Linked DNA regions of Mus musculus: region 1 is linked to region 2. The links are chromatin contacts, found by Hi-C or POLR2A ChIA-PET in ENCODE. All regions are on one chromosome and are shown on one strand. The core of a region is the stretch at or near the end of the contact, and the rest is flanking DNA. Distances in the headings are between cores, read along the strand shown. Region 1 has its middle 20 kb from the start of Gm33418. Region 2 holds the start of Sdc1 (syndecan 1).

Region 1 (3,953 bases), core at 20-2,519, 40 kb before region 2:
AAGGGATGTCCTTAAGTGCTATCCAACCATATCTCAGCTAATAGCATCATCCTGGGGGAGCTTGAGGTGAGAGAAAAGATTCCAGGTCTCTCATAATCTCTAGATAATCACTCACCTTCCATTTAACTATGATGAATGAATAATTGTGGGTCTCAGCTGCAGCAGCACTGGGTATCTTGCAGGCCTGTGTTAGGTCCTTCCTGTCTCTTCATGGGCAGGGGGCTGGAGTTCCTTAGGCCCAGGGAGTAAATGAGGCATTCTTAGCTCCTTGTCTTTCTCATGGATTGAGCCTAGAACCCCTCACTCCACCCCCACACAGGCTGAGAGAATGCCCATGAGTGTGGGAAGAATTTAATTGCTGGACAAGTCCAGATTTGCATCTTTGATCTGTAAACCTGGCAATGCTGGGCGATAGTGAGATGAGATTCGAGCACAGACGCACGTAGGGTTAAAATTCACCTTTGTGGCTTATACTAAGTGACCCTGGACAGGAGCTTCAAGCTCACACCTGCCCCATACCTTGGAATCTGAGTGTTCTTATCCAGAGAACTGGGGAGAGCAGTATCCAGTTCACAAGAGGACATTGAAGGGTGCTTAGACAGTGCATACAAACAGGCCAGCCCACACCTGGTGGCCACTCATCTCACTTTGGAGAACTAGCTGTGTACAGTGATGAAAGTTTTAGATTTCATGGGCTTTCTAGTTCTTGGCACAGTAGGCACTTTATGACTGTCCTAACCTTCACAACAGTCCTGAGAGGACAGCAGCATCACCATTAATAGCACCTTTTCATAGCCCAGGAAACCACGGCAGGAGAGACTATTAAGCCTGACTAAGGTCACCTAGTACATGGGAGAGCTGGGATTTAAGATCTTTGGGCATTGCTGTCTGTCCCAGCTATGCCACTAAATTACACTGAGTTTATTGCACCAGAGGAAATTCAAGAGACATGTTCTTGAATCCAATCAGAATTGTTTACCTAAGGTCTACTAAGGAAATAAGAGAAGTCTCAGTTCCACAGCAGTGTCCTCTGTGGGGTCCAGGGGAACAGCCCCACTCAGGCCTGCTGGGTGGGAAAGCTTTGCTGAGGCCTGGCAGGGTCAACCCTGCCCTGTCATGTCTTTCTCTGCAGCCTGCATGCCAGCCAAGGTGTCTGAACAATGATTAACCAGCAGCGGGCAGGCTGGTGCAGGCTGGGACGGAACAGGGGGTGAGCTCACCCTTACACAATGGCTGCCACACCCGCCTGCCTGGCTCCAGGGACTCAATAGAGCAGGGCCAGGAGGCTCCTAGAAGCTGGGCAATCAGTCCCAAGAGGGAGAAAAGACAGTCAGGCTAGGTACGACAACTCCAGTCTTTGCTATGCCAGCACCCCTCTGTAGCCTTTAGACATTCCTGCCAGGCCTCTTGTGCTGTGGTTTCAGCCTAGCTGGAGATGTCCCATAAACAACGTCATCTGACCACTTTCGACACTGCCTCAGCCACAGAGCATCAACCCCAAGACTGAATTGGAACAAGGAGGGGCTGCTGGGTCCCACTCTTCCAATTCAGAACTTTGGCAGGTAGCGAGCTGGACAGTTGACCCCTCTGTTCTCCACCCTCACCCCCAAGCCTTCCCCACGAGTCTCAGCTCAGGTCTGATCACAGGGAAACACAAGTGTGTGCATGTCCCAGGCATATGTACCCCACACCCAGTCCCTGAGGCCCCTTCCCTGGGAGCACTTCAACTCCTGGGGGCTGGACAGAGGTGGTGAACTCACAACTCATATGTGCCAAGTCTGCCTACAGCCTCCTGCCCTCTCCACACCTGCCCACTCCACCTCCCTGGAGGTTGGGCCTTTTCTTGTTTGTTGAACGAATCACTAAGGTCCTAAATGAACTGCACCCATTTCAGGACCAAGCTTCTGTGCTTTGGAAGCTAGGGAGTCTGGTGTTGGGGGTGGGGCTGTGAATGATAGTTTTCTGTGAAGGAGGAAGAGATGGGGATGCTACACAGGGGGCTGCGGGCTTCTTCCTGCTCCATAACCCTTCCTCAATAAGGAGTAAAAGGTACTTCCCACTGGCCTAATGCAGGGTCTAAGATGAGGTAAAAGATCGTATAGGCCTTCTGGGCATTTCCTCCGAGGTCTTCAAAGGCTACTCAACAATTAAAGAGAAGAAGGAAAACAGGCAAGTCAGTCTAAAAAGCTGCGGCGTGTTTTTGTCTCAGATTTATCAGCCCAGCCTTGGGAGCCCCAAGTTCTGGAAAATACTTGGAACACTGTTTGCTGTTTATTTTCCTGCAACCCAGACTTGAGGGACCCAACCTTCTTACTACCTCTCCTCAAAGGATACCCTCCCTCTTCACCTCTGCCTCCTGCATCCTCTTCCTCTTCCATTCAGTGCCTTACTGGGCTGTGCCCTGGGTTGGAGGGAATTGAACATGCCTGCTACCGTGTAAACTAGAAGCCTATGTGAGCCATGGTGGCATAAGTTCTTAAAGGCAACCTAGTCGAAACTTGAGTGTATTTGTTTATTTAATCACATGACCTGCACAGGAAGCTTATGAAGCAGATTACTTTATGACAGGCATTTTAGAGACAGGGGGGAAATGTAGGAACATTTGCCTGAGACATATACAATTAACATATAGCAGACTGCCATCCGATGCTGCAAAGTAGACCACATGCACAAAAGGAAAAAAAAAAAAAGGCAGAGGAGAGTCATTACCTAAACAGCTCTGTCTGGGCTCAAGTGTGACAGGAGTCTGTCACTCAAGGACAGAAACCATATGATCATCTCAGCGGATGCAAGGCTTTTGGCAAGGTTCAGTATCCCTTCATGATAAAGACTTCAGAGAATGCAAGGAATAGATCTCAGCACACAAAAGGCAACGTGGAACATACCTAGAGCCATCAATGCACTGCCTTGAGGTTATTACCCATATTGAAGTGTGGTACTTTTTGGTGATTCAGCTGTTCAGGGGTTATCCACACTCCTATAACTTACACGTTTCTGTACGTTAGCCTGATACACCCATTGGTTCACTATGCTGGAACGGTTTCTTTGGTCTAGCATTTGAGCAGTATACAGGGTAAATAAATGCGACATCTTCAGGAAAAGTGATGCAAGCAGAGGGGTCAGTGAGTTGACCGCTGGCCTTTACTCTCCATTTCAGATGCAGGGGGAGGACTCAGGTGCATGAGCTTGGTTGGGAGTGGCAGGGCATGCTGGAACCTCCAGGAGAGGCTTAGGAAAAGTCTAACCCCAGAGAGGCTGTTATCTAAGTAAAACCGAAGCAGCCAGCCAGTAACATGGATGGGAGATTCTCACCAGCCAGCAAAGCTCTTCCCTTTGGTTCTGTTTTCCTGTGAGGGAGCCATCCTAAAATGCTTGTTAAGAGGCAGGGGTCAGACACAGCCTTTTCCCCAGGGTGGCCTGGGTGCTGACGATACGTCAGGGCTGGTAGGTTAAATCCATGAGGCCTCCCCAGATCTTTCTTTATAGGCTTCATAATTGCATTGCCTCCTGATGACATTGTCCTTCCAAAAACAAACACTCAACTGGCTATTTCTCAACTGAGTCACTATTCATTTCGCCTTCTCCCAGGAAATCAAACATACTTCACTCTGCCCCTTCATGGCTCTGACCACAGCCATGTATTACCCCATCCTGGGACCCACTTCCAAGGCCCTCCCTCTGCTCTTTCTCACCCACCATGCTGCTGTCCACAGAGGTGCTAAGCTAGGTGTGTCCTTAGTGGCTTATCTCACATTCTCTGCGGTAGTTTGTACAGTGTGTTTCTCTGTTGGCCCAAGAGGATTACCACATCTCTTGAGAGGTTAACTAGCCTTCAGCCATCACCCTGCCCCCTCTAGGCCCAGTCTATGGGGCTGGTACCCACAACTGTCTGGCTGATAAAAGCCTGATCCAGCCTTTTACTTCACAGGCAGATACCAAATGCCTCAGGGAAC
Region 2 (3,947 bases), core at 494-2,993:
TGTACACGACCTTGGTATCTACCAGCGCTCAACTCTCCTTCCCTGTGCACGTGTCTGCCTTTGCCAGGACTATCGAAGTTAAGCAGACCAGATGTGGCGGTGGGAGACTGCCACTTCCGGGAGGGATAAAGCCTGAGGCTCCGCACCTCGCCTCTGCCTTCCAGGGGTTGGGCAAAGCCGCCAGTGGAAAGGACACCCGGGACTTCACAGCGGGTGCGGGGGCTAGGGGCGTGGACACCCGGAGGGCAGCGCTGACACCTGGCGGCGACCCAGGACCCGGCCCACGTCAAGGACCAGCGCTGCGGGGCGGTTCCCAGGGAAGGGTTACAGGGGCCGAGAACAAAGCGCCCCCGTTGGGGAAGGCGGGCTAGCGGACGGCGGCTGGGGCGGGAGAGCACTTTCTGGGGTACCCTCGACCAAGCTCTTTGTCGGCCAAGCCGCTGATTAGAGAGACCGACCCCCACCAAAGGTGGATGGCTGCATCCTACCCAGAAGCTTTCCCCCACCAGTCGCCAGCTCCACGTTCGTCCCTCTTTCCCCGCGGCCCTACTGGGCGGGCCAAGGGACCCGCCTTCCCTACGCGCGGCTTCAGCACAAAGCCGAGTCGGGGGAGGGGAAGAGCCGTACCGGGGTCCACTCGCGGGGAGGGTCCCCCGCGCGGGCCATGCGGAGGAGGCCCTCCGGGGGCAGCACAACTTCAGCGACCCCAAAGTTGGGTTCTTAGGGTCTTCAGCGTTCTGAAGCCAACTTCCCGGAACCTCCCGCTGCCAGCTCGGCCCGGCTCACCTGGGGCAGCCAGAGAAAAACCGAAGGTCCCTGAGCCACCCTCTTGTGTCCCACAAACAGCCTTAATCCCGTCCCTCCCGCCACCCCGAACGTCAGCTTCCCCCTGTTCCCGCGCCGGCTCTGCTGTGCCCAAACTTGCCCCGGTGCAAAGGGCCGAGCGCCCGGACTCCGCGGCGCTGGGGGTGCAGCCTGCAGTCTGGTTTGAATTAGGGTCTATGGAAAAGGCGTTGTGGCCATGGCCACTGCATCCCTCCGGGACACTGGCGGAGGCCAGGCCGCTGAGATGGCCAGCAAGACAGCAACGGGAGAGAGCAACTCCAAGCGGCGCCTAAGGCCGGCGGAGCGCCTAAGGCCGGCGGACTCAGACCCATGTGGAGTCGTTTTACTTAATTGGGAGCGGGGAACCAATGGAGGTTCCACTCTGCAGGACGCCCGGACCACGAGCTGGGATAGCCTCCTGGCATCCACGGACCGTAGAGGAATTGGGACAGGAGTCCTCATTAAAGGGCTCACCATCCCAGGATCCGCCAGGCAGCGCGGGAAGAAGTCCCCGCTCCCCTCCCCCTCCACGTGCTGCCGCCTGCATGGCATCGGCGAGTGGCGAGTCCCGGCTTCCCGCCGCCTCCCAGCCCTGCCCCGGGCCACACTCACCGGGAGGGCAGGCTGCAGGCGCAGCGCCAGCGCGCAGAGCCAGAGCCAGAGCGCCGCGCGTCTCATGCTGCCCAGACCGGCGGCGGGAGCTCGGTGGGCTTCGTGGATCCGAGTTGCCGGTTGCACGGAGCTCCGGGCCGGCTCTGCTGATTGCTCTGCGCTTTGCTGTCCCAGGCTCCTGCCCAGCTCGCTGCTCTCTCGAGCGAGGGCTGTAGGTTTCGCCGGCTGGAGTCAGCTCCCGACTGCCAGGTCCCTTCCTCTGCGTTAGGCTCTGTCTCCTCTGGCCCGCACCTCTCCCGCGGAGCTCCGCCTTATAATAAACCCAAAGGCTCTGCAGTTGCAAAACTAGCCGCCCACCCCCAGCTCCGCGGGCCTGGGTAGTCCCAATCTCCACCCCTCGGGCCCCGCCCCCTGGGTTGCCCCGCCCCTTGGAGCGCCCCACCCCCCAGGGATCCAGCCACACCCCCTTCCACGCCTCCTAGGATCGAAGCCCACCCCACTCTTCAGCTCTTGCAGGTCTGAGTCCCACCTTCCTCCCCTGAGCACTGGTGAGTGCCGGCAATCTGTAATTCCCGCGTCGCACCTTCCTTGATGCGTAGCTGACGGAGACCCAGGTGCACTCGCTACTATGTCCTGGTCCGGAGTCCGGAGGCACTGCCCTGGAGAAGGGCGATTGTTAGTTCTCTACGTGCGAGGCTGCAGCGCCCTCTGGGCGAGGACACCCAGGGGTCCTCCAGGTGAGCAAGATTTTGGGGGCAACCTCGGAGCCCCACAGCGATGAGGCTATATATAAACCGAGGGATCGATGTATGGTTCCCACCTCCCCACGGGCTGAGGATAGGGGACCCCTGAGGTCTTGGTCCTTTACTTAATTGCTGGGAACTCCAGACCTTTAAAGACCTTTAAAGACATGAGCACTGTCTGGAAGAGCTGGCTTTGTTATTGTTTTTATTATTATTATTATTATTATTATTATTATTATTTTCTTTTTTGCTGTCTTTCTATTTATAGAAAGCCCCTTCTCTTCCTTGTCCAAGACCAAAGGAAAAAATAAATGGCCTCTTTGTTTCCAGGTGACCGCAGGCCTAACCAGCTGCGGAGCTCCAGTTGAATTCCTGTTCCTTCATGATTCTCTATGGGGCCTGGACCTCACAGTTTCCAACGTCCTTCAGACGTGTCAGTCCAAAAAGGAGCCCAGAGAGCCTACAGGCGAGGCAGATAGCAGCGAGAGCAAGGAGGAAGAACCAGCCCTGTCTTGCCCTCAATCTGTAGATGGTGCCAAAGGCCCTTTGCACCTGCAAGGCAGGGGCCATAGATGGCATCCATCCTTGTTCCTCAGCCCCACATCAGCTGGCCTGGACTGAGAAGCTAGATCTGAGGCTCAGCGTCTCGGGAAGTCCCCAGTGTAGACTCTACACTGTGGAACCAGCCTTCTGGGAATTCAACAGCCTCCTTTACACACACCACACCTCCAGCAGTAGCCCAACAACCAGCACCCAGTTGTGTTTGAACACTTTTGTCCTCAGGAAACTCTCCCTTTTGGCGTCTCAGCTGCCCTAGGTCTAACTATGGGCTACATACAGATCCTGCCCAGTTCTTGCCTAGATCCTTGAGGGTCTTGGTAAAGAATACCCAATAGCAAGGCTCAGGAAGGCTTAGGACCTAAAAAGCAGGTGCCTCCTAACACAGTGGCTTTGGGATCTGAAGTCAGCTCTTCAGTCCTTTGAGCCTGATATTTGGAGGAAAATAGGACACTTTGGTATTTTACCTTCCTGTCCTCTCAAAATGGGGGCGGGAGGGGGGGGGGGAGACGGGAACAGGAAGGGACTGATGAGGCTGTTTCATGTTTTAAACATGACCAGCTTGATCTTTCCTTCCAACTGCATAAGTTTAGCCCAGATCAATGAGACAGTAAAGAGGCAACGAAGACGACTCCTATAGGGAGACCCCAAGAAAGGCACATAAAGAAAGGAGGCTATGGTCCTGTTGACCTCAGAGCCCAGGCACCCTACATGGCTTGTGATTCCTCCCTGTCCTCAATATGCAAGAGGTTGGAGAGATGGCTCAGGGGTTAAGAGCACTGACTATTCTTCCAGAGGATCAGGGTTCAATTCCCAGCACCTGTATGGCGACTTACAGCTGTCTATAACTCCAGTACCAGAGGATACAACATCCTCACACGGACATACATGTAAGTGAAGTACCAATTTACATAAAATAAAATAGAATACTAATTCTAAGAAAGAGAGAGAGAGAGAGAGAGAGAGAGAGAGAGAGAGAGAGCCTTTGTTCCAGCACCCCTTACATCTAAGCTGATGGAGAGTAGGTAGGGAGCTTAGCGTCTGACTGCAGGTCTGCATGCAATTGACATCTGAGCTGGAGCAGACTGTCTGCATAGGTTGACAGTGTCTGTCAAGCTGAAAATGCATTAGCCCTCTCACCCAGGATGACTTCTCCAGGCCATTTGACTTCCCTAATAGGCATGCCGAATGCCTGTCACTGAAGGAAAA

The links. A loop is a pair of places that touch in the nucleus more often than their neighbours do. ChIA-PET counts read pairs that join two places held with the same protein, here RNA polymerase II (POLR2A).
Region 1: a map of heart shows a loop between it and region 2 (2.1-fold over the local background). The contact joins the enhancer-like site here to the promoter of Sdc1 in region 2. A Hi-C loop is called at or near these places in 4 of 37 maps with a recorded cell type or tissue (CH12.LX, Patski, T-helper 2 cell and 1 more). POLR2A ChIA-PET finds 5 or more read pairs at or near these places in 2 of 5 experiments (Patski and embryonic stem cell).

Annotation. Positions count from the first base shown.
Region 1 is chr12:8,809,012-8,812,964 of GRCm38, reverse strand. No RefSeq gene overlaps it. Among named protein-coding and RNA genes, the nearest start is that of Gm33418, 20 kb to the left of the region's middle. Within about 2 kb of position 1,269, at least 1 of the 3 ENCODE cell types and tissues checked has a DNase peak (open chromatin) inside an H3K27ac peak, as active enhancers do; it is heart, where a contact is called at or near this core.
Region 2 is chr12:8,769,192-8,773,138 of GRCm38, reverse strand. It overlaps Sdc1 (syndecan 1), which reads right to left and starts at 1,743. Exons shown (of 5, transcript NM_011519.2): 1 at 1,438-1,743. The coding sequence starts at 1,503. Gm4755 (a long non-coding RNA gene) reads left to right here and starts at 1,868. Exons shown (of 3, transcript XR_381238.4): 1 at 1,868-2,174; 2 at 2,511-3,628.